Regions from separate parts of the Homo sapiens genome. Here regions 2, 3 and 4 are each linked to region 1. A link is a contact called in ENCODE Hi-C or POLR2A ChIA-PET data. All regions are on one chromosome and are shown on one strand. The core of a region is the stretch at or near the end of the contact, and the rest is flanking DNA. Distances in the headings are between cores, read along the strand shown.

Region 1 (6,494 bases), core at 1,249-3,748:
AAACGTAAACATCTAAACTATTTTCCTTTTTGCCTGATGATCTCCTTTGATTACTCCCTTCTCTAATTTTCTATATTCTTTGTGCCAAAGAGGACTATTCTTCAAGGAGATCTCCAGCAAGTCTCTACCAAAGTCTCAATCAGAAACACCATCTAGTGACCTCAATCTATACAGGAAAGGAGCGTAAGTGACATAACACACAGCACACAGCATATGTTCTGGTCATTATTGAGGGACAAGAGTCATCTGCTTCTTCTCTGTGGAAATTAGAACAATGCTGCATTTTCTAGGTCCTTCCCAGAGTTGTTTTTGTTTTTGACACTCTTGAGAGAGTAGCAAAAGTTCTGATATTTGATGTTCGAATTACCTCCATTAGTGGAGGACACTCTGTGATCATACAGTCATCAGTAAGAATGGTTTCAGTGCTGCTCCTGCAGCTTCCACAGTGAAAGATTTTTTTATTTGCTTTACTAGCCAGCTAAGGTTTCTGTTGAGACACCCAGGGAGATGGTAAAACTGCAGCTGTAGCTGGGCACGGTGGCTCACGCCTGTAATCCCAGCACTTTGGGAGGCTGAGGCGGGGGGATCACGAGGTCAGGAGTTCGAGACCAGTCTGGCCAACATATCGAAACCCCGTCTCTACTAAAAATACAAAATTAGCCGGGCATGGTGGTGTGCGCCTGTAGTCTCAGCTACTCGGGAGGCTGAGGCAGGAGAATGGCTTGAACCTGGGAGGTGGAGGTTGTGGTGAGCTGAGATTGCACCACTGCACTCCAGCCTGGGTGACAGAGTGAGACTCTGTCTAAAAAAAAAAACAAAAACCCAAAAACTGCAGCTGTGAAGCCCAGCACCAAAGTTATAGTCCCTGCTAGAGGCAGCTGAGAGCCATGAAGTGATAGGAGAGGCAGGTCACACCCCATCATTTATCTGGGATGGAATGAGCTCAGCTGATGAAAGGGCTTAACCAATGCAAGAAGCCAAGGCCCACTTCATTCTTATCTTTAGTTGCTAATAAGGGAGCCAATTAGTGTTAATTGTGTTGGCAGTTTGGAACAGCTACCAGGGAATAGATCCAAGACCATTGTGGGATGACCCCTCTGTCCCATCTTAAGTCCCAGCCATTACTCATGGTTGGATAGGGAATTGGAGCACCAGGAGGTGTTCTTTGGTCAGCGAGTAAACACGAGTTATCCTTCCACACATTTACAGTGCCCTGGGTGTCAGTTTTTAATACTGTGCATGCAGTGACCTCACAATACAGTTCTACCATTGAGAGAGACATAGATATGGATGGATCAGGACTAGTCCAAAGGAATACATTTTAACATTGGAATATTCACAATCTTCCCTCCTTTCCACCCAGCCTGCCAAAGACTATTTTGTTGACAGTCTGATTTCCTACCTGCAACCCTCACCTAAAGCAGCTAAGTTAATCTATTTAATAAAGGGAAGGGGAGAGAGGAGGAGGAAGCCTGGGAGCTATGAAGGATGCAGGTAATAGGCAAGGGAAGAAAAAGAGATATGAAATTGCTGGAGTTATTAACTTGATGACCCTCAATGTCCTCGGAGAGTCACTAGGAAGGATGGAATTTTTATTATTTACTTATTTATTTTGCTTAACCGACTGTTGTTTAAACACGACGTGGTTCATTGGACAATGCGCACCACTGCTTCATCAGGGTTATACAAGCAACAGAAATAGTATGTAGGCACTCTGACAGACATCCCTGTAGAATTGTTCAGAGATGGGGGTGGTAGGAAGGAAAATGACGTACCTTCTTTGGCTGTCACCCACCCAATGACTGGAATGCCTGTTTGGACTGGCTTGTCCGCCCTTGAACACGCAAATCCTAGTTTCCCCATTCTCCTATATTCGGTGACAATTAGGTTGACTGTGCAGGGTGAGCTGGATTTTGTAAGAGGAAGGAATTTTACCGAAGAATTCCCCTGCGTTGTTACCAACTTGGTTACAGTTGCTTCAAGAGTGTAGCTATTCCTGCATTTGTGGCCTCAAGGGCTAAAGTGGGACAACGCTGGTATTTTTGGTGATGAGGAAACACTTTTTTTTTGTTAAGGGAGGTTGGGTGATCGTTGAACTGGGACAGAGGTCACAGCAGAGGTCACATTGGCGATTCGAGCGGCGGTGGGGGGTTGGCTTTGGGTCGGGCATCCTGCGCCCCCCACTCGGGAAAGGTGGCGGAGACTTCGAGGTTGGGGGCCCATCGAAGGTTCCCACCGCCAGCTCCCGGAGGGGGGCACCCGGGAGCCAGCGCCTCAGGAACCGGGGCCCACGCGGGAAGGTCGAGCCCGCCGGTGAGGTCACGGTTGCCATGGCTCCGGGCAGTGACGCGCGTCGGCACGTGACCCGCGGTTGCCATGGAGCCGGGCGCCGGTCGGCGAAAGCGCCCCGCCTCCCCGAGTGACGTCCGCGGCCCCCCCTTTCCCGCCCCCCCTTGCCCCCTCCCCCGAGCCGGCTCCCCGCGGCCCCGGAGGTTTCACTGCACAACAAGATGGCGGCGGCGGCGGCGAGCGGAGCTGGCGGGGCTGCCGGGGCCGGGACTGGGGGAGCCGGGCCCGCGGGCCGCCTGCTGCCTCCGCCCGCGCCGGGGTCCCCAGCCGCCCCCGCTGCCGTGTCCCCTGCGGCCGGCCAGCCGCGTCCCCCAGCCCCGGCCTCCCGCGGACCCATGCCCGCCCGTATCGGCTACTACGAGATCGACCGCACCATCGGCAAGGGCAACTTCGCGGTGGTCAAGCGGGCCACGCACCTCGTCACCAAGGCCAAGGTACCGGCGCAGGGGCCAGGCGGCAGTCGGAGCGTGGCGGGGCCGGGAGAGGTCCGCGCCCCCCAGCCGGGGGGTCGGGGCGGCGAGCGCGGCGCGTGGTGGGAGCGTTGGGGGCCGGGAGGCGGGAGGGAGCCAGCCGCGGCGGGGCGGGCGCGGAGCTAGGGACACCTGGGACTCGAGACGGCGGAACTCCAAGCAGGGGGCCGAGGGCACAGAGCACCGGCGCCCAGGAGCCGGGCGCGGGGAGGGGTCCTCGGGGCTGAGGGCAGGCGGGTAAAGGGGATGATTGGAAAGAAGGGGTCGGAACTCCCCGAGGGCCGGGAGACTGTAAGCCCAGAAGACTCTGGAACCAGCAGCTAGGGAATCATAAGGGAATGAGGGCAGGGGCATATGAAATGTGGACCCGGAGGATGGGGAAAAACAAGGGTGAAGTGGCAGACCCGGGCTTGTAAGGGGACCCAGGACGGCTGGGGCACGGACTGGGAATGTGCACGTCTGCAGGGCGCTGGGAGGTCCCAGGATCCTGGTGCCTTAAGACAGAGACAGGAATCCGCATTTGATCATCTAAGACTGATAGATGGTGCGAAGGGGATCCCGAGGAGACACGATTAGTGGAGGAGGCAATGAGGAAAATGGGGAAATAAGGGGGAAATTGCTTTGCTTGTCCACAGGAAGGGGCCCAGGGAATGGGGGAGTGAGGTGGGGGTGGGGGCTGTCCCAGGTTTATGATGGCACTAGGTAGTCAGGGGTTAAACAATTTGGGAGAGCTGATTGCTGGTTATTTTTAGTTGTTGGAGGGTCGGGAATTGTGGGCTTTGTAGAACCCAGGGTGGGCTTTTACTGGTTGGGGGGAAGCTTGTGATTGAAGAACCCAGACACCGGGAGATTACACTCATCGAGCCCTTAGTTCTCAAAGGGATTTGAGGCGCTATAGGAGTGAAATTGGCCAAGGTCAATTAGGAAGCTATATATGTATGCATGTAAAATTCTTTGAGGAAATATGGTAGCACTTTCATGTAGCCTTCGTTGGGAGGACTGGAATCTAAGACATCAGGAGGAATCTTTTGGTTTTGGTGGAACCCGCAAAGCCCATTTTTACTCTAAAATTTTCTTTGCTCAATATCTTACTTGAATGAATACTTTTAATGTAGTCATTCATTATGTTTAGAACTGCAGCTTGTGTTTTCCCTCAGCCTGAGGAATGAAGAACCCTTACAGCTGCTGCCGCCTCCTACCAAAGCCACATCAATTCCCCTCACCTCCTCAGCCTAGCCTCTGGTTGTCATGACCTACCTTGTTTTTGCTTTTTTGGCAGTGGCTTGTTTTCTGAAGCCAGTGACTTATCTAGGCCTTCTCTCCTGATCACTTGCAACCTGAAGTTCCTTCCCCACCATCTTTCTGCCTGAGGCTACAAGGGGCCCTTCTTACCAGGGTGTCAGGGTGGGTGGCTGTGGCGAATTGATTGGTCAGTTTCACTTCCTCTGGAGGGCCCTCTTCAGCCTTTTTGTCCGTTTTTATCACAGGGCCTCCAGTCTGCAGGTCAGAGCTGAATGAGATACCAAAGTCCAGGGCTCCCTCAGACCCTGAGGGGAAGTCAGGGGAAGTCGATTGAGCCAAGACTTTGGTGTGCTCCTCACTTGCCACCCCAGCCCCTCACCGTGTTTCCAGTCTAGTTGACTATTAGCCAAGGCAAACTTACATTTACAAACAATATGCCTTGTTCCTTGTTTTGCTATTTCTTTCCTTTTTTTCTGCCTATTTTCTGTGTAATCACTTTGTGCTCCTGTGGTTATTTTGCTCTGACCTCTGGGGGATAGTCTCCATGAACTTAATTGGTTGCCTGGTTTATGGTTTCATGATTTAAAGAATTTTGAATCTTCCAGCCCTTGGATACACCAAAATATTGATAAAATCTGTTACAGACAGGGTTGAATGTTTTCGTAAATGTAATTGCAAACAGTTGATTCTTGGCTTTAATATAAAAGAGACATTTCTATCTTCAGTAGTCAGCAAAGCCAGTGCCTAATTATGGCTGGTCTGCCCGCTTTCTAATTTTCATGTGTGTGTATATGTGCGTGCGTGTGTTTTTCATAGTTTTTCTCTGAGACCTTGGTATCCTTTAGGACTGCAGCATTTTAAACACTGGCTTGTTTACAAACGGGTGTCACTGTTTATGTTGGTTTTTATCTTTGATCATTTGTGGTATGCAGTTGTGCAATTCCTATGTATGGAAATATTCAAAGTCTTGAATGAGACTGAAATGGCTTGGACAATGAGTTGCATGTGTGAAGGAGCCACACCAGCATTCATTTGTGTTTCTGTAGCAGTGTGCAATTTCCTAGTTACAGTTACAAGTGCTATATCTTTTGCTGCTTAAATTACTCTGACTACATGAGTGAAGCTTAATTCACAAGGAGTTGTCACGTGCTCTGGGTGAACTAGGAGCATATTTTGGCCTGCTCCATGCTTCTCTGAATCCACTTTGGAAGGGGTTCTCAAATGCGGACAGCTTAGATGTGCCTAACAGCTGTCGACATACAGTACGATGGCCTATTAAGGTTATGGTTTGGTTATATAACAATGGTGAAGGTGCATAGGTACTAGAAGTTGCCGAAGCTGCTGCTTCAGTTAACTCAGGTTGATTTTTTTTCTCCCCATGCACTGCAGCCTTTATCTTACTTCTGCAGAGGGGTCATTTGGAAACAGAGAGTTATTTTTTTCCCCCATCTGTCTCCAGAATGTGTCATTTGTTGTTTTGTCTTTTAGAGGTGTGTGATTTTTTTTTCCCCTTGTAGGAAATGGTCTGGGTTTTCTTATAACCATATATAACAGTCAGACAGAGGTAATTCAGATGATACTTGTGTTGGCTGAAGGAGGTTAGGTAATAGGTATTTTCTGAACATTAGAAATAATTATGATCCCCCTCCTTTTTTTTTTTTTTTTTTTTTTTAAACACACATGACCCATTCCAAGAACTAAGAGACTAAAGTAAACCTCATTTATTGAGTAGGATACTGCACTCCATCCAATACTGCGTGGTTAAGCTGGCCCTTTCCCAAATTCTGTTAACTCTCAAACCGTCTAGAGTGGGATCCTGGGATGAATAAAATCAGTAGAGAAAAGTGAAGCTTTTCCTATTTGGTTGTTGGTTACTTTTGCAGCACGGCATTCATGAGCTCAGACTTCATATTGGCAGCACTGCAGTGCTTAGAGCGGCACTGCAGAACAGTTACCAGGAGAGAATGTTCAGCTGTGACATACTTTGGTTAGTAGCTCACCCTGGCTGTCTTTGTCCTACCTGCTTTGATTTCCTTTTCTTTGGAAGAGCCTTACTTAGCCTGAGGTTCTCTGGCTCTGTTTTTTTTTTTGGTAGGAAACTATAAAGTATTACAGATATTTTTAAAAAAGAATGTTTTCTGCTCTCAAATTGCAGGTAGTCTGTTGCCTGTGCCTAATTATACCTTCACTAGTTGGATGATTGGGAACAAAGAGTAGATAGATTTTGTATGCATTTTTTTTCCTTTTTTAAAATATTGGGGCAGGGTCTTACTCTGTCACCCAGGCTAGAGTGCAGTGACACTGCCAGAGTTCACTGTAACCTCCAACTCCCAGGCTCAAGAGATCCTCCTGCCTCAGCTTCCTAAGTAGCTGGGACTACAGGCTTATACCACCACACCAGGTTAATTTTTAAATTTTTTTTGTAGAGATGGG
Region 2 (6,494 bases), core at 2,189-4,688, 1.9 Mb after region 1:
CTACCTTGGGGGCAAATCTAATCTGATACTATTGGTATTAAATATGCTCACTTGTTTAAGCCTGGCTGATTTTACACCATGAAGGTTTATGGAAACCTCTCTTTATCCCCATCTAAGATGAATGGATGTTAACCAGGACATGAATAGGGTTAAATGACAGATCATGGATTTGAATTCTACATCAAGTAATTTTTAAAAAATACTATTAAAAAGGAAATGAAATAATGAAAACCTGCGTTATATGTCATTAAATATCTTACTTTAAGTAAGACAGGGAAAAAAGAGAGGAAGGATAAAAAGAAAGGAAGTGTTGCACCTCTGTCCTTAAAATGGAGTGCTACCATATGGCATAGAAGACAAGGCTTGAGCTGCAACTTGGAATTGCTTTTGTCTTGTGGATTTAAGTCCTAATTAATTGAACCAGGATTTTGCAGTGTTTGTTTGTTAGGACCCTTATTTGTGATACCAGGAGAAATTGTTGTGCCCAATTATGTGAAAAATCAGCCAGATGTGTATGCTGTCATACTTTTAATAATCCTTAAGTTTTTGGTGAGTACAGATATTAATTGTGTAGTATGCATTGAAGTGATTAACATCAATGTAATTTATCATCTGGAGATTTCTGAACATAAATAAATGAGTTGTTTTGTTCAGCAAGGTGTTGACCCCTTCAGAATCAGTGAATTAAAGTCCCCCCCCCTTTTTTATTATAAATATGAAAGGCACCACAATCAGCCAAGTGTTCAGTTATTTGATTTTCTGGGGCATTAGCCGCTCTTGTTTGTGACATTTCCCTGTTGGGTGCTCGTTTGCAAGCTCATTAATAAGGTTTTCTCATAGGAACGTTGCCGGGAATGAAGAACATACAGTAGGTCTCTTAGTTTTCTAGCTTTCATTCTGAGACTCAGCAAGGGTACAGCAGCAGCACACAGTTAAATGTTTAAAACAGAAAATAATTATGCTCCCAAGCTGGAAGAGCTCAAAGCTCTCTTTCCTTAGATGTTATGCAGAGAACAGTTTTGCTTTTTAATGTTCCGAGCTGTATGACCCTAAAATCTTTCAGTGCATTTTTTTCTTGCGAATGTCTGTACAGGTGGTGGTGCCCAAATTTACAACATGGTTGATTATAGCAGAGTGTGATACAATTGTAGCACGGTTAGTAGAGCTTCAGATCTGAGGGAATGTACTCTTGTCAAATAAAAGCCTGTTTAAATGGGAACAGTTCACTGTCTGAGCGTTAAGAGAAAACTGTCTAAATAGCATCAAGGTGGCAACACATAGCGACATAAGCTGGGAATTCAAAGAAAAGCTGTGACCCTCAGTATGGAATTCAGATTGCTTTGCACAAGGGAGGAAAGCCTTCCTCTGGACTGGGGTGAATATGAAGCTCTTGAATTACTGCTGTGTGGCTTCTGCTTTCACCCATCATAGCCTTGCTCTTTAAAATGTTTGGCAAAAATCCTCATTTTTTGAGGGTTTTGTGTTTGTGCATATTTTAAAAAAAGAAAGAAAACTCAGAGATGAGTTTTGAAAAGAAGAATGAAAACAAAGACTCTAGAAATGGGTGCTTGAATGCCATGCCTGCTCTGATTATCATCTGACAGTTAATTGTATACGTGGGCATCATTTTCAAAATGAGTTTTATTGACTGAATGTAGCTAGGTATTTTATAAATCCATAGCCCTGTTCATCCAAGGTCCAGAGAAGGGTAGATTTTTTTTTTTCTTTCATTCCCTCAACTGGAGGAAAATTGGGCATTGAGGAGATGATCAAAACCTGTTCTTTATCTGTGCCAAAATAAATGTTTCTCTGGTATCGATAGTGCCCTGCATTGAAGGAGAGAGGAAAACCTGGAAATCAGAAAATCTTTCCTATTTGGAGTGGAGGATAACACTTAGTTCCCAAGAGCAGCTTCTATGTCAAATCCTCTCCCTCATCAATTCTGTTTCCAGGTTGTATTCTTCAGAGCATAATAGCTGGCGTTTTCAGATTTGGCCTGTTTCTCTCTGATCTCCAGTCTCTCTCTCTCTCTCTCTCTCTTTTTTTTTTTTTTTTAAACGGAATACGCTCTTCCTCCCACTCTCCCTTTTATTTTTTTTTTAAAGCAGTGAATTGAGTTTCAGGGAGGTTATTTTAGTATTTATGATTCCTTATGAGAAATAATCAAGGAATGAAGAACCCCGATTGAAGCTAATTTTTTAACCTATTATTTCTTTGTGTTAACACAGAGTAGTGTTGGTTCCAAGTTCCTGATATTATAAGGACTATAGATTGTTAGTGATACAATCTGCAGTACCAAAAGTGTCAAGAGGCTGAGTAACCAGTATTCAAAATACAAAGAGTGAGTGTTGGGCAAATACATCGTGAGCAAGACTGGAATAACCCTTAAGGGAAAAGCCTTTGCCTTTATACCTGCCTTCTGAATGCATACCCTGCAGAAAGAGGCCTGTTTTACTAAGAACCACCTCCTCTCATCTCACTGACCTTAATGTATTTGTAAAAGATGTGTCTGTGTGGCTGTGGACATTGAATACTTACATAGTGAAACCAGTCTTCTAATGCACATACTTCACTTAATGGTTTTTAACTCAAGGTTAAATTTTGATTGTGTGGAAGGTTAAATAGTTGTGAAGCTGGCATCTAAAAATCTAAAAGGAATGGTCAAACAACATCCTTTCTGATTTCCTGTAAGACACCACTTAGAGACACATCGGAAGTGCTAAATAAATGTATGGTGAAGTGGAAATATGTAAAGCAGAACACCTGGGCTGAACCTCTGATTTGGGCGGCTGGATTGACCTTCCAAAAGAAAAACAAAATTATATTCTGTGATGAGGACTAACGGGAACTCGTGATCTGATTTTATTTATTTTTTAATCAGTAGTAAAGGTGGAAGGAGAAGTCCATGCCCCAATGTTTCTTCACTTTCTCATTCACTTATTCCTTCATTCATTCATCCAGCAACTATGTCTTGAATGCTTACTGTGTGCCAGTCCCTGGCACCGTTCTAGTTACCAAGACTTCAAGAAACAGAACAAAACAAAACAAAAAAACCCCTCTCTTGTTACAGAGGGAAGATTCTTGTACAGAAAATCTTGCTATAGGGATTTTCTTGCCCAGTGTTTGCTTACAAATGATGAGAATTGCTTCCAAGACATGGAAGAATATTCTGTGAGTATGTACCCCCATTTAAAAAGCAGTGGGAACAAAGCTTTCTGCCACCACACCATGGGATCAAATTTGATTCTTTTTTGTAAACAGTAATTCTAATACCCACAAACCTACCTGAAAGTTGCAGCAAGAGAAGACTGCATTCTACTGTGGTATTGGTCTTACGTCAGTCCCACCAGATTTGACTCATCCCACTCACAATCGTTCAGCCCTCTTCAGGAAGCCCAGTTTCAGTACTATGAGTCATAACAACAGATGTAACAGCAGGAGGTTCTTCACCTTGCAAACAAACAAAATAAACGGCAGTGAAAATTATTCATGAATGTATTATGACAATAGAAAGCAAATATTTTGCAAGATGTTCTCTTTAACTCCTCTGAGAGCTCTGTGTGACTCCGTTCATTCACCAATCCCAGTCACCTGGCATTGCTAGACATTGCCCTCCTTTAGTTGCAAAGCTGTCCTCCCCCAACAATTTAGACAGCCATATTGTAGGGGTTGATTCTTGCTTTGAGCTCAAACAGCTTCTAACACTCACCAAATCTCAGGTTAATCTTTGCATTGTCGTTCTACTCCAAACTCCAATAATCCTCCATGATTGACAAAGACTCTTCAGTCAATGCTTCCTCACTTGAATGCACAGGGGCTGACCCAGACCCGCTACCCAGACATTCTGATATCATCTGTGCTCATGCTGCCCTTGAGTTCTCCCTGGTAGGACTTGAAACAATTAGCACTTGATCCACAAGCATCAAATCCCCATACTCCTTGGTGTTTCAGAATATTGGGTGAAATCTAAGTAAGAAACATGAAGAAGAGCCTGTGTCCCAAATGCAGTTGCAGAAACAGATTTGCACTCAAGCCCCTGGACCTAGTTGCATTGAGCACATCAAAGAAAATATGACACCTGCATTTCCTGATTTAGAAATTCTTAGGAAGAGAGGGAAGGTTGTGGGGACTCCAGGGATAATAGGTCTCCCGCTGGCATGTCTCCTGCCAGGGTATGAGGATGCCTTTTCCACTGACTCAGCTCTGCTCCTCTCTGCTACCCTGGAAGGGTGACATCCCAGTCATGAAGAAACTGCAAAGTACCTTTTTCTAAATAAAGGAATGCAAAGACCTGATACGTTAGTGTTTGGACCTACAGAGGAGACTGTGTCTTTTCATTTACATAGGAAACTGAAATACAGGTTCAGAATCTTGAGTTTCATCTTCTGAAAAGATCACAGAATGTGGTGCAAGGTCAGACTGGCATGAAATCAATTGTAATCTGCCAGCAACCCATTCCAACCTCTTTAAGAGTTTCCTTTTATATATTTTTTCCCTTTATAGAGAGAGCAAAGTACATTTAAAGAAAGTCTCATCAAATCAGAATGTCTTTCTAATATTATTTTTTTAATTGGTTGCTACTGTAGTGTGACCTAAAGCCTCCTGGTGTTTAACCCTCTGTGCAACTTTGACTAATGAACAAATTTGTCTGCTATAGCAGTCTTGCTAAATGTCTTTTACAGGGTTTAAAAAAATTCACAGTGTATTATGAAAACCTCAGATCCCTCGACCTAATTGATTGGCTGTTGATGATGCCATGTCTATAACTGTAATGTTCTTTAAGTGTACAGACCTAACTATTTTTCTTATTTTTATATAGCAGTTCCATTTTATAATGACATTAAGCCATTCTGAGTGATACATTTCTGGGCAGTTATTGCACTTGGGTAGAAAGTATCGTCTGGCTTTTGGCCTCATGCCTTACAACACCAACCGAGGCGTAAAATGATCCCCCAGAAAATGTACTAGGCTTTACCTCATTACTTAAAAATAAATCTTGGAGGCTGGTTCTGTTTCAGAAAAGGTTTGGTGGGTTATAACATTTGATTTATGAACATAATTAAAATATAAATGATGAGCTCTGGGCTATTCAATCAGCCATCTGGATTGTTTGGTATTTTGACATATTCATATCGTAGTTAGGCTCTTCAATGGAAAATTTAATGTCCCTTAGTTCTAGAGGTGCCAGTGGAATCCCAGGGTTTCTATTCCACCTGTTGAAAACGCTTAAGTTTCTCTTTCAGGACAAAGGAAGGGGAACAGAATTTATTTTTAAGTTTCCATCACCCAGGGATAGATCTCGGCACATAGACCTTCTATAATATTTGATTCCTAGGCTGGGCGAGAGGATAGCTCATCTGCCCGTGGTCAGATAATATGCCTATAAATACTGCATGTGTCAACAGAGGGGAACATTTTTCTGTATAATGCAGGCAAGACTAACGCTTACCTTTTCAGCCAGCTATTACGGTAACTGTGGCAGCTGTAGCCATAAGTAGATAGTAGATGTTTCTCCAGAACTTAAAGAGTAAATTGGGAAAATCAGTTATCAAAACTGAAGGTGTATTTTTTGTGATTTAGTAAATGGTTTTTAAAATAAATTTTGGGTATAACAAATCCTTAGCTTGTTCTTCCCAATTTATGTGAATAATTGGCAACTGATAAACAGCTCATTAGGAACATAAAAAAGCATTTAACTAAAACTCAGTGGTACTGAAGAAGCAGGGTGGATTAAGTTTTTCAACACTGTCTTTATTATTGATGGAAGTTGAGCATGTAAAATCCTTAGTGCACTATGCTGAAAAATATGCCCTCTCTGTTTGCTTGTAAATTACATTAAGGAAAAAAGAAGAAAAACAAAATCCTTCCACATAGGCCAGCAAGCATTCTGCTTCTTCTTAATTAATGGCCAAAGTCAGCAGTGCATGAAAAACGTAGCCTTTCTGTAGATCAGAGATTAACCTATAAGCAGATGTTACATTTCAGCCCAAATTTTGGGCTTTAAATTTAGCCTCACCCAGAAGGTTCATGGGTAAGAATGATAGAGGTCCCCTAACTAGGAACTCTAGTAAGTGCTGCTGTTTCTGGGTATGAACTGTGAGGTAGCAGGTCTTCTGTTTTCTGTGTGTCCAGTGTCATAACCTTCTTCTTTCATTTTTTTTGTATCTTTTTTAAAAACTAAACTTCACTAACTAGTGTGTGTGTGTTACACGACTACAAACAATAAACCCACACCTGATGCCCAGCAGTTGTAGTTAGCCTAATATGTGGCCTCTGTCTCTGAAAGGGGGTGCCCAGGAGCTCTTGAGCCACCCAGTGCTGGTTCAAGGTCATCCTGTTTATCCTTTACAAGCATTTCTGCTTTTCTTTAATGACTACCTTCCCGACCCAGTTATCAGTATCTGGAAACCTCAACACCATTTTGCTCTTAAACAGTTTCTTTGCCAACGTGTCCAAGAATAGAACTGTGTAACTTGCAAGGGTCAGCTGGAGCT
Region 3 (6,494 bases), core at 1,414-3,913, 1.2 Mb after region 1:
ACATTCCAAGAATAAAAAATCAAAGGAGCAAATGGGCACAGTATATTCAAGGCAGAGTGGGTAGTCCCTGGGGAGAGAGAAGGGAGCAGAGAGATGCCTCTGCAGAAGTCTCCTGGGACCAGAACATGAAGAACATGAACAATACCCCAAGGAGTAGGGCTTTTGTCTAGGAGACACCCAGGGTTATCAAGCAGCAGTTTTGGGTGCTCCTCTCTTATAGAATTACGCTCTCTCTCCTCTACGGCCACAGACAATCAAGGGTGGGCAGCAGTAAGTGGGGCTTACAAGGGGCTATTCATCTTTCTTCAGCAGACTTTTGAGCACCTCTCCTTCTTCTTTCCATCTCAGCCTCACATCCTTCCAGTAAGAGACAAAATGATTTCAGATCAGGGCACAACAGATGGAGGCACAAAAACACAGAAAGATTGGGGGCTTGCCCAGGGGTGCTCAGTGTCTGCTCTGGGTCCAGCTGCCCTGTCCCACTCCTGACTCAATTACTCCATCATCCAGATTTAACTGATGAAAACCATTAATCACTGAACTGGTCAAGGTCGAAAGGATGAAATCCTGGAATGACCAACCAGCAACCAAAACCATGCACATCCTGGATACCTTGCCTAAAGCTCAGCACAACAATGCAAAGCGTGTATCAGTTTCCCATGAGAAAACTAAAGCTCGCAGAGATTATGTAACTTACTCATCATCACAGAGCTAGTGAGAGACTGAGTTGGGATTGGAAGCCAGGTATAGTTGACACAATGGCCTGTTTTCTGTTTACCATCACTTATCAGAACAGTAAGAGTTAGGGGAAAGACGGGATGGAGACTGGGTGGAGATGGCATCCAGAATTGATCCAGTGCCAAGGACTAGAATCTTGTTAATTCCACTCTATGATGTGTTAGAAACAAGGGGGTGGGAGAGGACAACATAGTTGTGTTAGTTTTGTGTTGCCATTTTTTTTTTAAATCTCTGAGATGTCCCAAAATGTTGACTTTGTAAATTTGTTCAGTGAGGAGGTGGGTAAACACAAGCATTCGGAATGTGAACAGCATCATCCAGCCAGAACGCCCAGCAGGTTTGCAGAGGTAGATGTAAAACACTACAAACAGCATGCGGGAGCAACCAGCTCTCCCTGAGAGGGAAGTATAGCCTCAGCATGGAACTGGAAGCCCCCTAGAAGGCCATGGCATGCTGAGAGGGAGGAGAGGCACTCTGCCAGGCCTTCCAGCTATCCCTCGGGGCCCTCTCTTCAGGAGGGCAAGGCCGTACAGTTCACAGCACACCCATTTCAAGCCTCAGTGAGTTCAGTGAAATGCCATTTCCCCAGGTCAGCATTTTACATTACACCAGCCCAGTATCCCTGCTTGACTGCAAAGCATTAACTAGGGCCCTGCCTCAATCAAACATGCTGCCATGGTGTGACAGGATGCATTCTGTGTAACGACAGGCAGAATGTCAGAGACCTGGGGAGGAAAGCTTGCAATCTGTCCAACAGTGCAACGGGAAGCTCAGGAGTTACTGAGCACCTCGTCATTGGAAGCATCCAAGAAGACATTGGATAGGCATCTACATTGCATAGTGTACTGGAGTCACATTTGGTCTGAACTGGAATTCTGGCTCTACCATTTATTGGCTCAATTTCCTGCAGCCTCAGTTTACCCATTGGAAATGGGGGGAAATAAGGGTATCTATCTCACAGGGTTGTTGTGAGGAGAAGATCATGCATAAAAATGGCTTAGCACAGTGCTCCATAAATGAGAGAGACAATGATGAAGGTGAAGGTGCTGGCGATGGCGGTGGTGAGTATATAAAGAGGAAGAGGAGAGTGAACACATTCTTGACTCTGAAGGGAGTTTAATGAGGAGCAGTTGCAATGGGGCACTCTGTAGAACTTGCCATTTTGACAGCCCTGCTTCCATGTGGAGAGCTAAATAGAGGAGGCTCTGGGAAAGTTATCCCACAATAAAACCCACCCAGCCCTTCCTACCTTCGTTGTGAGTCAGACACATTCTCCCATGCCTAACCCTGCCTATGTTCTCTCCCAGAACTCTGGACAGAGAGATACAATTCAGCCAATTAGAGCACTGCTTAATTGCTAGCATTTTGCAAACCACTGCCTTATTGGCTAGAAGGGCAATAATATCAAAAAGACCTCCTGGTGACTTCACAGTTGGGAAAAATAGATGCTCCTAAGTCATCCCTTCTACCCTCCTCTAAGTAACAAACACCTTTCTCCCCTGGGGAAATTTCTTCTTTCATTTGCTGTAAAGTGACTTCTGCTGAAGTGTGTGTTTTTGAAGTGGAAAATTGAAAGCACATGATTCATTCCAAAAGCAAACTGTTAGTTCACAGCTGAGAAATCACTTTGCTATTGGTCCAAAGAGTTGCTTCTCAGGTTTGAGGGGGGCAAATTTGTAACTCCACTTTCACCCTCTCCGACTACAGAACCACTCCATTGACAGACCAAGAGCCAGAGAAATGAAGATCGAAATAGCACCTTTATTCCTGATAATGTTAAATTAGAGGGGGTGGCTTGTGTCAGACCAGAATGACCTGCTACTCTACCCCTGAGCTGATCTGATCCCCCAAAACTTCAGGCTTCCCCAGTCGGGGCAGAGCCAGCCCCACGAATCTTACCACATGGCTGACAGCAGAGCTTGTGTGTTCTCCCAGGGCAGGCATATACCAAAAGAGAGGGAGAGGGAGGGGAAGAGAGTGAGTCATACATAAACTCAAGTGACAAATCACTCCTAGCTGGGTCAAAAAGGGAGTAGAGAGGGGCCAAGTGTGTGGGGTCAGGGAAGTCCCTCTATATGAAAACTAGAGAAGGAAGGGGATAAAAATTCCCCAGATTTTTGTTATCTTAACCAGCTGGGCTTAATGTTTAACCCCTGGACAACCAGGTATGTGGTCATCTGGCTCCAGGAGGGGATGAGCTAACTATCTGAGCAGGAGGTCGCTCCCCCAGCATCAACTTCTGTTCCTTCCTGTGCCTTCCTGGGACCATCCTAAGACACTGTTGATTTCACTTCCATAAGCCTCTGAGATGAGCCAGAACAGTGTGTTAATAAAATCCAGTCCAAGGCTATGTTGTGTCTAAGACTGCAAGTTCAGAGCCTGTTCTATTTCCAATCCAAATTGATGTCCAGCCACATGGACCACTAACCTCATCAGAGGTTCTGTAATGAGGTTTAATAGCAGAGTGAAGATACTTCAATAATAAAATGCATAAAGAGCTAATAAAAAATGCATAAAGATTTCTTCAATAATAAATGGGAAAATAAGATGTCCCAAATTTGGATATAAACCCTTCCCATTATCAAATTCCTAGGGAAAAATTTAGAGATTAAAATCCCAAAGAGATTAAAGTCCAAAATCAAAGTATTTAGCCCTTGCGAATTAAAGCCCAAAGAAAGTCCAAATTGCCCAAGTTACATTTAAGTTTAAAGCAGTGGAGATCCTCCCCAGTTCCCTACTCTGCTCAGTCTCAGGCAGCAGCACTCTTGGTGTCTGAGCAGAGGGAGGAACTCCGTGAGCAGCTGGATCCTGAGTTGGCTTCCACTGGGGTGTATGTGTGTACCTCCTCAGAACCTCAGAAATGAGATCATTCAACTCCAAGCCTCTCATGCACTCCCTTTTTTAACAGCCCAAATAATTAATAGCACATTAAAGCTTATCAAAGCTCTCTCCTGACACCAATAAAATTTAGAAAACCAGGCATTCTGAAGCCCCTACAGCAGTTGTCCCAGGCAAAATTATGTGCCCAGCCCCAGTGCTCAGTTTTGCCAGAGACCATAGCAGAGCATCCTGGTACCTGAGGGAAGCAGGAAGCCAGAGATGGTCCCGGTCCAGCCCTAACAGGTTCCCATCAGTGCCTGCCAGTATCCCAGAGTCCATGACCTTTACCCATCAATCACAGGGTTATTCCTGGCACTGTTTTATTAATGCCCTGTTTCTCCCTCCATGGAGAACACCACCATATCCCCACATGCCTGGACTCTCCTCTGCTGGAATTGGCCTCTCCCTGCTGGCACCTCCCAGGCCAGGGCTCAGCACCTGAAATGGCAGAATATTGGCTGCTCCAGCAAGGAGCCAGACTGGGATGGAAATTTCAAAGGAAATATCCAGAAACTGGTTTCACAGCTCAAAACCCTCACTCTTGTCAAGGGTATTAAAAAAATAAGTGTGTGGGAGGTTGACAGGAAGGTATTTGTGAAGAGGGCTTCTTTAGAGACAGGTGAGCTGTGAGTTCCACCTCCCTAAGGGGAGAGGCAGGTGTAACTGTACCTTATCTCCAGTCTGCTAGGGGGTCTTCAATGGGACCACTCAGACAGCAGAGTGTATGTCCCCTGTAGTGTGGGAGAATGAGTGCCTGACATGTGACCTTCACCTGTAAAATCTGGGTGACAGAAGGGAGGAAAGCAGAGGAGGTGGCACATGGGTGAGTTGCTCTCCCAGTATCTGCTCAGGCAAAGATGCCTAAGTGTTTCCTAGGGTTTTCATATGGGCTTTGCAAGCAAGAGAGCTGGGATGGTACAAAGTTAGGCCCTGCCCACTGGGCCGCATGCAGGAACAATGGGACCTCTGCCGATACAAGCTGACCATTCAACCCCTGCCCTGTTGCAGGCACTGGCTGGGGAGAGAGAAACCAGCTATAACTTTGTATGAAGTTGGAAGCTTTGACCATTACATGGGATCAGGCATTCTAAATATGAGTTCAATCTAGATATGATTTCAGGTATCATTGAACATTTTATTTCCCCCAAAATATTCCTAAAGGTCATGGATCTTTCCATGTACATATTTGGGGTTAGTAGAACTTTCCTCCTTAAGTAAATGTAAATAGTGGGAAATCAAGAAAGTTGCTTTGTGATTTCATTTCAAGCTTTTTCAAAGAACAGGTCACAGTGGCATAGCACTCTTACAGATTCTTCTTTACTTAACTTGCAGCATGGTTATCTGTGGACACATCTCATCTCTGGCCAGTAGACTGTAAGCTTCTTGTAGACAGGTGTCTTCTTTATCGATTACAACTCCTTTCTGAATGTTTGGAACATGGCATGTATTCAGTAAATATCTGAGGATAAAACGAAAACAGAAAGGAAGGGAGGATGGGAGAGACAGAGAGAGTGACAGAGAGAGAGAGAGAGAGAGAGAGAGAGAAATGAGAGAGTCAGAGCATCCGTGAGACTCTTGTGCAGCAAAGATCAGTTCATCAATAGAACCAGAGTACTATGGGGCTAGAAATTGATGGGCATCTTCCCCACATGCTGCCATGTATTTTTTGTCTTTGAAGCTTTTGCCACAGATTACCCTCTGGTCCAGAACTGCACATAGCCACTCACTGCTGGCCATTAGTCACAGGTCAGATGAGCAGAAATGCTGCTGGGCTAGTCTAGAGATTGCTGGCTAGGAGTCCAGAGTTCCTGGTACTGGGTCTGGGCATTCATGCCCGGAACTCTTCATTGCCTCATCTAGTAAGTGGGGATGGCAATGTCTCCTCTGCTAAGCGGTCAGGGTTATTATGTAGAGTATTTGGAAAGAGCAGGTTTCAAAAGTGATTGCCAGGTGCTGGCACCTGCCCCAGATTTCAGCTGCCCTTTGAGAGGCTGTCATAACCCACATAGGCTGGGCCCTGGGGGCTTCCCTCTCAGGCTGGGATCAGAACACTACAATGTAGACAGCTTAGGAGATCCTGGGCCGGGCCCTTCCTCTCTTCATGACTGCAGCCCTCCCCATTTCGCCTGCTCTCCTGAGGACTAAAGGGTTAATGAGTAGGAAAATAAGAGAGATTTTAGTGCCTGCTCTGTCTTTGCAATGCTGCCTTTTCCCTCTTTGACACTTTGCCTTCACAGTCCATTCTATAAAACGGGCTCCGAATGTGCACTGATGTTGTCCTGCTGCAGTTAGTGATGAAGCCACATCAGAGCCTCTCTTGATGCTGCTTCTCTAAACTGTGGTGTGCATATGAGACAGAGACAAAGAAAGAAAAAGAAAAGGGAGGAGGAGGAGGAGGAGGAGGAGGAGGAGCGAGGGGGTAACAGGGAGGGAGGAAAATAAAGAGAGGGAGGGAGAGGAAAAAGAGGGAGACTTACCATCTCTCTGTATTTTTAATTACATAAATAATACATGTTCATTGTAAGAAGTCCCATAATAAAGGGATGTGTTTTTAAGTGAATGGTCTCACCTTACCTCTCTCCTTCTATCTTGAAGTAAGTCTGGGGATCTCCCTGAAATCTTATGAACTCCAACGTACTTATTTGACCCCACAAATCCTCTGCTTCTCACCTAACCTCACCCCTCCTGTGTTCTCCTACACACACACACCCCACATCCTTGTCTCTCTGCTGCCTCACAAATCTCTCCCAGGCTAATTTGTTCCATACCCTTCTATAGGCAAAGCCTAGTACATCATAATTGCCAGCCTGGTCTAGAATCCACTGAACTATTCTATGTGTCCTTCACTTTGGAGAATCCTGAAATAGCCACCATAA
Region 4 (6,494 bases), core at 2,168-4,667, 1.1 Mb before region 1:
TAATAGTGATTGGATTTACTTCTCAATTATGAGAGACAAAAATTATCCCCTCACCTGTCTCTATTCTTTCAACAGGTTGATCCCTTTTCATGATTTTTCATTAGGTGGTTCAGGAAGTTTCCATATTACAGCGCTTCAGACTGTATATGTTAGTTTAAAAATCACTTTTCTCTCTCTCAACTTCTTTCTTTTTTTTTTGAAGACTTAATTTAAAAAATTTGGGTTGTTAGATCCGTATCATAGATTTGGCCTAGCCTCTTCTGTTAACCTAGTCCACAGATGAGCGAATCTGGTTAGTTGAAGGACATTGTGATTTGACTCTGGTCACGCGAGGAAGTAGAAGGGCAAAGACAGGACCGGCAGTTTACATTTCCAGTGGTTAAACCTCACGGTACTTTGGGACTGCTTGTTAACTTTTGTGGTTGTCTGAGGCCAATCTAACGTGACCATTTCTGACACCTCAACAGAGAGAGGAAAGCAACTTGAGCAATGAGAGTAAATAACTTGGGCTCTCAGAGATTTGAAGATAGAGATCTCATTGTGAGGGGGACTATTTTGCAGGTCCTCATTTCTCCAAGAAAGAGATGGTGTTACAGGAACCCACTGAAAGCCATATCCCATTAAATGAGGAACTAATTTTGGCTGGGCCTTCTTGTAATGTCCTCGCAGGTGTGTTGTGAAGATTAATGCAGGGTAGTATGTTTGTAGATTGACACCTAGTCTAAACTTGAGGTAATTGGTGCTCTGTGAATACTCAGTCGTGTTCTTTTATAGCCTTAATCATGATTTGAACTAGTCCCTTGCTTTTTAAATGACTGAATGAAGTCCTTCGTGGTAAGGGAGTACGTTGATAACTTAGTTTACTATATGGGTTTGTGGTCGCATCCCAGTCATCAGCTGCTATCATTTTCCTTCTTCATCCCTTATACTGAGATTTGGGTTACAGCTTTTTATTCTTCGAAGGATCACAAAGCAGTGTACAGACACCTGCCTTCTTTAAGGATGAAAGGAAGATAAAGTGGTCTTTTTTTGTTTACTTATTTGTTTCACCTCTTGTTTGAGTAACTTCTAAGGTGCTATTCTCTCTCTCTTTTTGCTACCTCATGAGCTCTTGTCACAGCCATGGAAACCAGCCTCGTTTAGAAAGGGAACTTAGTTCAGAAGGGGTTAAAAGCCTTCCAGAATTTTTCTTTAGCTGCTGAAGTTTTTACATGTGGTTACATGACTTTAAGTTTTATGCATTACGCTCTTAATTCTATTACAAAATGTGGACTCACCAATTGCTTTGTGTTTTCCATGTGACCTGTTACTTCAGGCTACTTGGGGAACATCTTAGTCCTCTGTAGCTCCTGAACCCAGCACTGGTGCTTCAAGAGAGAAGGTAGCACGTCTTTGTTCAAAACAAAACAAAACGACACTTCTGGAGGCCACATCCTGAATATGAATGTTCTACTAAGTCACTCAGTTATGGTTCTAAAGGGAAACTGTAAGAAGACCCACAAGGAGTGGACCAAGACTATTATTTAATTGCACAACTTGAAACTTTGCTGCCAGAAGAGGCAGCTCCATTCCTTTGACTCCAGTGTTGGGCTGTTAACTGCTGCACCTCATTGCCTTTTTTTGTTTTTGTTTTTGTTTTGTAGGAGGGTAGGCACTGTTGGGCCATATGCACAAATATTGTAACTCTTGGTATCTTTACTGCATCATAGTCAATAAACTTCTTTGTACCCTTTGGCTACCTTTTGGTGTGTGCATATCTACATAAAAGGTGGGAATTGTCATGTGAAAAAGATGGGGGTTTGTGGTATTAAAAGCTGAATTAAATTTAAAAGAGTTTAATTGAGCACAGAATGATTCATGAATCAGGCAGTCTCCTGAGCCAGAGTGGACTCAGAGACTCCAGCGCAGCCACGTGGTGGAAGATTTATGGACAGCAAAAGGAAAGTCATGTACAGGAAACAGAAGTGAGGTACAGAAATAGCCGGATTGGTTACAGCTCGGTGTTTGCCTTATTTGAATAGTTTGAATCATTGGCCATCTTCGATTGGCCAAACTCAGTGACTGGCACAAGAGTAGACTAGAGTCCGTATACTATTCCATTTACGTTATAGTTCATGATGTACAGAGAAACCTTTAGGCCAAACTTAAAATATGTAAGGAGGCAGCTTTAGGCTAAACTTGATTTAACAGTGGTTTTCAGCATCGTGCAACCAGTCATGTCGGAGCTGTACCCCCGCAAGAACCTGCAGAGGTTCCGTGGTGTGCTGGAACCAGCTTACATAGCAAGAGCTGATTACAGGCTGAGTACCCCTAATCTGAAAATACAAAAGAGTGGTTGCTATTTCAACTCCAAAATCTGTAACTTTGAGTGCCAACATGATGCTCCAAAGAAATGCTTATTGGAGCATTTTGGATTTTCAGACTAGGGACGTTCAACTTGTATGTATTCGGCAAATATTCTAAAATCTGAAAAAAATATGAAATCTGAAACATTTCTGGTCCCAAGCATATTGGATAAGGGATACTCAACCTGTATTAAGTTTTTTAGGAATTTTGCAAGCCAGTTGTTAAACTGTTGGTAGCTTGAAATAGGTTATGATGGGAATATTTATGCTGTGGAGATTGCTGGCTCTCTAGCACATCACTTCTCAAGGACCATGCAGCGTAGTGCTTGGGAGCAAACGTTCAACAGCTTTTCAGATGATACAGGACAAGTTCCATGAGTCTGCCCATGCCTAGGTCAAGCCAATCTAGCCGAGGTTGAAGGTGCGTACATTGAGAACACCTATTTTGAAGTGGTGACTAAGACTGAGAGGTATCTTGAAGTGAAGAAACCTTGAGTTCTAATCTAGGATGTCCAAGTCACCCAAGAGGTTCTCTATGGGAATCAATGGCTGCCTGTATTCTGGAAATGCTGATATCACATGGCCAGAGGAAACTTTCATGTCTACATGGTGAGTTGGAGGACTGGGCAGGCGTATCTTTGGAAGCAGGGATTGGGTGATTGCCTGGCGAGGTTGCACCTCTGTTTTGAGAGGAAAAATAAAAGAGGTTGCTGTATCTTTAACACAGAAGGTTTTGTGTTAATATTACGTTTATTGTATTTTGTTTGCATGAAATGGATTTCTTTCTCAGCACCTATTTGCCTGGTGCCATTCAAGCTCCTACCCTCAGAGGGCTTGTCATCTAAAAGGGGAGATGGCACCTGAAGAGGTCTGAGTGTGAGGTTCACCTCAGTAGGTTGAATTTGTCACCTCTTTTTAGAATGAAAGTATACATAACAATTGGGTAATGGGCCAGATGACTGAAATGAGAACCTTGATTTAGAGGTTCCTGTTTGCATCTCTGCAACCACTTCAGAAGGCACGTGTTTGGTTTGCTCTGAGCCTAACCTAGAGTGCTCGCAGCAGTCTTTCAGTTGAGCTTGGGGACTGCAGCTGTGGGGAGATTTCAGTGCATTGCCTCCCCTGGGTGCTCTTCATCTTGGGTAAGCAGTTGCTTTGAATTTCTTAAGCCATTTTTTGAACTTTTCTCACACAGAAGTGTGCCAGTCCTGAAGGCTGGTTGAATTGGTAGTCTCTCAGGATTGTGAAGCTGCGATTGCAGAACTCTTGATCTCTGCAGGGGGATGTCATAAAGTAGTCTAATGGGTGCTGTTTCAGTTACTGTCGTGTAGAGTAACTTAGGTGAATCTCCTCAGCAAAAAGAGGAGCAAAGTTTCATCATAATAAGAGTACGTGACAATGATTATGACAAGGCTTCAGCTTTTAAGTCACCCGTGGGTTTAGGTGGAGCTGTGACTGGCTGTTCTTGAGCTCACAGCAGAGCTCTTTCTTCACTGTTTTTCTTTTTAGAAGACAGTTTTTAATTTTATTTTTAAACAAATTTTATTGTGTGTATTTAAGGTATACAACATGATGTTGTGGGATGCATGTAGATAGTAAAAAGTTTACTATGGTGAAGCAGATTAATATATCCATCATTTTACATAGTTATACCACTGTTTTTCTTCTCCCCATTATAGACAAACCAATATTTAACCTTTAGAAGCCCGAGACTTAAATCTCCCAAGAAAGCTAGGCTACTGTCCATGCTTGTTACACCCTCAGCACAGCCCTGACCTTGGGAAAGGCTGATGCAGGATGGTTTAGGTATAACCTACTCTGGAGAAGAGAGCAGGAGTAAGGACCTCCAGGGTCCCATTCGCGTAGAGCATTAACCGATGTGACCTAGACTGTGTTACAGAAGCCACGTGACCTACCAGTCTGTATTCAATGGCTTAACAATGGAAAATGAGGGCATATTTTAAGACGCATGGCTTAGAGTGGTTATATGGACTTGTAGACCTAAAAACATCTGAGAGCCTAGAAGTGCACAGCAGTGTGCAGATAGATTGAGAGGACTTGGCTCTGCAGGTGGACAACACTCTGTGAGTAAAAGAAGGCTGTGCAGTTGTCCGTTTGCTCAGTGGTTAGTTGTCCTTACTAGGGACAAACACTGAGAGACAGCAGCTCTCCCTTATTTTGTCTCATGATATTGTAATTTGGGGGGTAACTTTCACATCTTGTATGGTAGTCTCATTGTAGCATGTCTCTTTTCTGAAGATTTCTTTTCTGTAATATAAAGGGGTATGGATTTTTTGGAGGGAGGGGGTGCCACTTGTTCTCATTACCCAACAGGATATGGAGGAGAGTTGCTCAGAGAAGATTAGTATAGAGTCACTACAAGTCATTTAGGTAGCCAAAATGATAACTCCAAAATTTCTAAAAGGCAAAAATCTTTACTTGCTGATAGAGGGGAGAGTCAACTTTCCAAGCAGGTCGCAATAAAGACAGCATGATGCCAACCGAATCTATTTCCTCTCTCCTCCTTTTTCTGTTGTTTATTAAAAGGTAAACAAAAATCTCATTATTTTAAAATATTATGCAAAAATCTTGTTTATGAGAGAAAGCAAAATTTCACCTTTGCATTAGTATATTATTAATGTTAGATCCAATTCTTAATAAAACCTTATAAACAAATCTATACAATCATAGTTTGACCATAAGGTAAAACGTCCACAAACCTCTCATAATTCTTTACAATTTTCTGTTAAACAAATAAATTCTCTAGAAAACCATTATTCAGACACATGGGCCCGGATTCTGGCCCTACATCAGTGTGCTTTTATTTCAGTGTTCGACCTATGGAAAAACTAAGTAATCCCCTTTAAATCTTAGCCAACCTGCTTATACCCACAGAACTTTTCATGAGATTAACCCTTCACAAACCCTTTTCAACTTGCTTAAACCATCAGTTTTGTCACATTACTCTTTTTTTTTTTTTTTTTTTTTGAGACAGAGTCTCACTCTGTCACCTAGGCTGGCATGCAGTGGCACAATCTCGACTCTCTGCAACCTCCGCCTCCCGAGTTCAAGTGATTCTCCTGCCTCAGCCTCCCAAGTAGCTGGGATTACAGGCGCTCACCACCACACCTGATTAATTTTTGTATTTTTAGTAGAGACGGGGTTTTGCCATGTTGGCCAGGCTGGTCTGGAACTCCTAACCTCAAGTGATCTCCCCACCTCAGCCTCCCAAAGTTCTGGGATGACAGGCGTGAGCCACCATGCCCAGCTGTCCCATTACTCTTTTAGGTGAGGCCAATAGTTAAAACCCTCTGAGCTAGACAAAATTACGTTCTCTTTAACAGAAACCATATTCACACGCCTTCTTATAACCTCCCACCAAAACACATTCTTTACTTACACTGTCTTTATTTTTTATGTTATTTACACTGTCTTTATGTTTAAAAATCATTAGAGTCACGTGACCTAAAAGAGATTAAAGTTTCAATTTTTTCTGATAAAATGTTTGATTTTAGTTTCTTTAAGCCAATTAATTAGAGCTCTTTTATATAAATACTATACATACAACACATATAAATACACAGACAGACAGAAATGGAAAATCAAGACAAAATTCCATTGACTGAGAAGTTCTTAGAGGGAAAGCAGGGGCTTTTTGTTTGTTTAGATGGAGTCTCGCTCTGTCGCCAGGTTGGAATGCAGTGGTGCGATCACAACTCGCTGCAGCCTCAGCCTCCTGGGCTCAAGTGATCCTCCCACTTCAGCCTCCTGAGTAGCTAGGACTACAGGTGCCTGCCACTACATCCAGCTAATTTTTGTATTTTTTTTTTGTTCAGATGGTGTTTCACCAAGTTGCTCAGGCTGGTCTCAAACTCCTGGGCTCAAGCGATCTGTCCACCTTGGCCTCTCAAAGTGCTAGGATTATAGGCATAAGCCACTGTGCCTGGCCAGCAGGGGCTTTTAAAACAATATCTGTATACATACAGCCCAAATATCGTCTTTAATTAAGTTGATTTCTGACTATGGAGTTCTCAAAATAAAAATCCTATAAAAATCTTTTATTACCAGATTTTAGCCAGGACAAATGGCCAATATTTCTGGCTTTTGAATCTTTACCTAAAGGTAACCTCCTATGTGAAATTAATAAAC

Evidence for each region. Hi-C counts contacts between places; a loop is a spot of excess contacts on that map. ChIA-PET counts read pairs that join two places held with the same protein, here RNA polymerase II (POLR2A). Pooled maps may share reads with other maps.
Region 2: a loop to region 1 is called in a pooled map, with 4 times the contacts of the local background. The contact joins the enhancer-like site here to the promoter of SIK3 in region 1. A Hi-C loop is called at or near these places in 3 of 37 single-sample maps with no recorded cell type and 2 of 50 pooled maps.
Region 3: a pooled map shows a loop between it and region 1 (6-fold over the local background). The contact joins the promoter of LINC02703 here to the promoter of SIK3 in region 1. A Hi-C loop is called at or near these places in 4 of 37 single-sample maps with no recorded cell type and 5 of 50 pooled maps. POLR2A ChIA-PET finds 5 or more read pairs at or near these places in 1 of 52 experiments (GM12878).
Region 4: a loop to region 1 is called in a pooled map, with 3 times the contacts of the local background. The contact joins the promoter of JAML here to the promoter of SIK3 in region 1. A Hi-C loop is called at or near these places in 1 of 37 single-sample maps with no recorded cell type and 5 of 50 pooled maps. POLR2A ChIA-PET finds 5 or more read pairs at or near these places in 1 of 52 experiments (activated T-cell).

What each region holds. Positions count from the first base shown.
Region 1 is chr11:117,094,432-117,100,925 of GRCh38, reverse strand. It overlaps SIK3 (SIK family kinase 3), which reads left to right and starts at 2,498. Exons shown (of 25, transcript NM_001366686.3): 1 at 2,498-2,783. The coding sequence starts at 2,511. RefSeq lists silencers at 2,310-2,489, 2,570-2,619 and an enhancer at 3,941-3,990.
Region 2 is chr11:115,219,520-115,226,013 of GRCh38, reverse strand. The region is part of intron 5 of CADM1 (cell adhesion molecule 1); the gene reads left to right. Among named protein-coding and RNA genes, the nearest start is that of CADM1-AS1, 170 kb to the left of the region's middle. RefSeq lists an enhancer at 2,666-3,474. Within about 2 kb of position 3,438, at least 6 of the 41 ENCODE cell types and tissues checked have a DNase peak (open chromatin) inside an H3K27ac peak, as active enhancers do.
Region 3 is chr11:115,915,805-115,922,298 of GRCh38, reverse strand. It overlaps LINC02703 (long intergenic non-protein coding RNA 2703), which reads right to left and starts at 2,663. Exons shown (of 7, transcript NR_187258.1): 1 at 1,988-2,663. RefSeq lists an enhancer at 2,818-2,967.
Region 4 is chr11:118,221,934-118,228,427 of GRCh38, reverse strand. It overlaps JAML (junction adhesion molecule like), which reads left to right and starts at 3,417. Exons shown (of 10, transcript NM_001098526.2): 1 at 3,417-3,487. MPZL3 (myelin protein zero like 3) reads left to right here. Exons shown (of 6, transcript NM_198275.3): 6 at 1-1,738.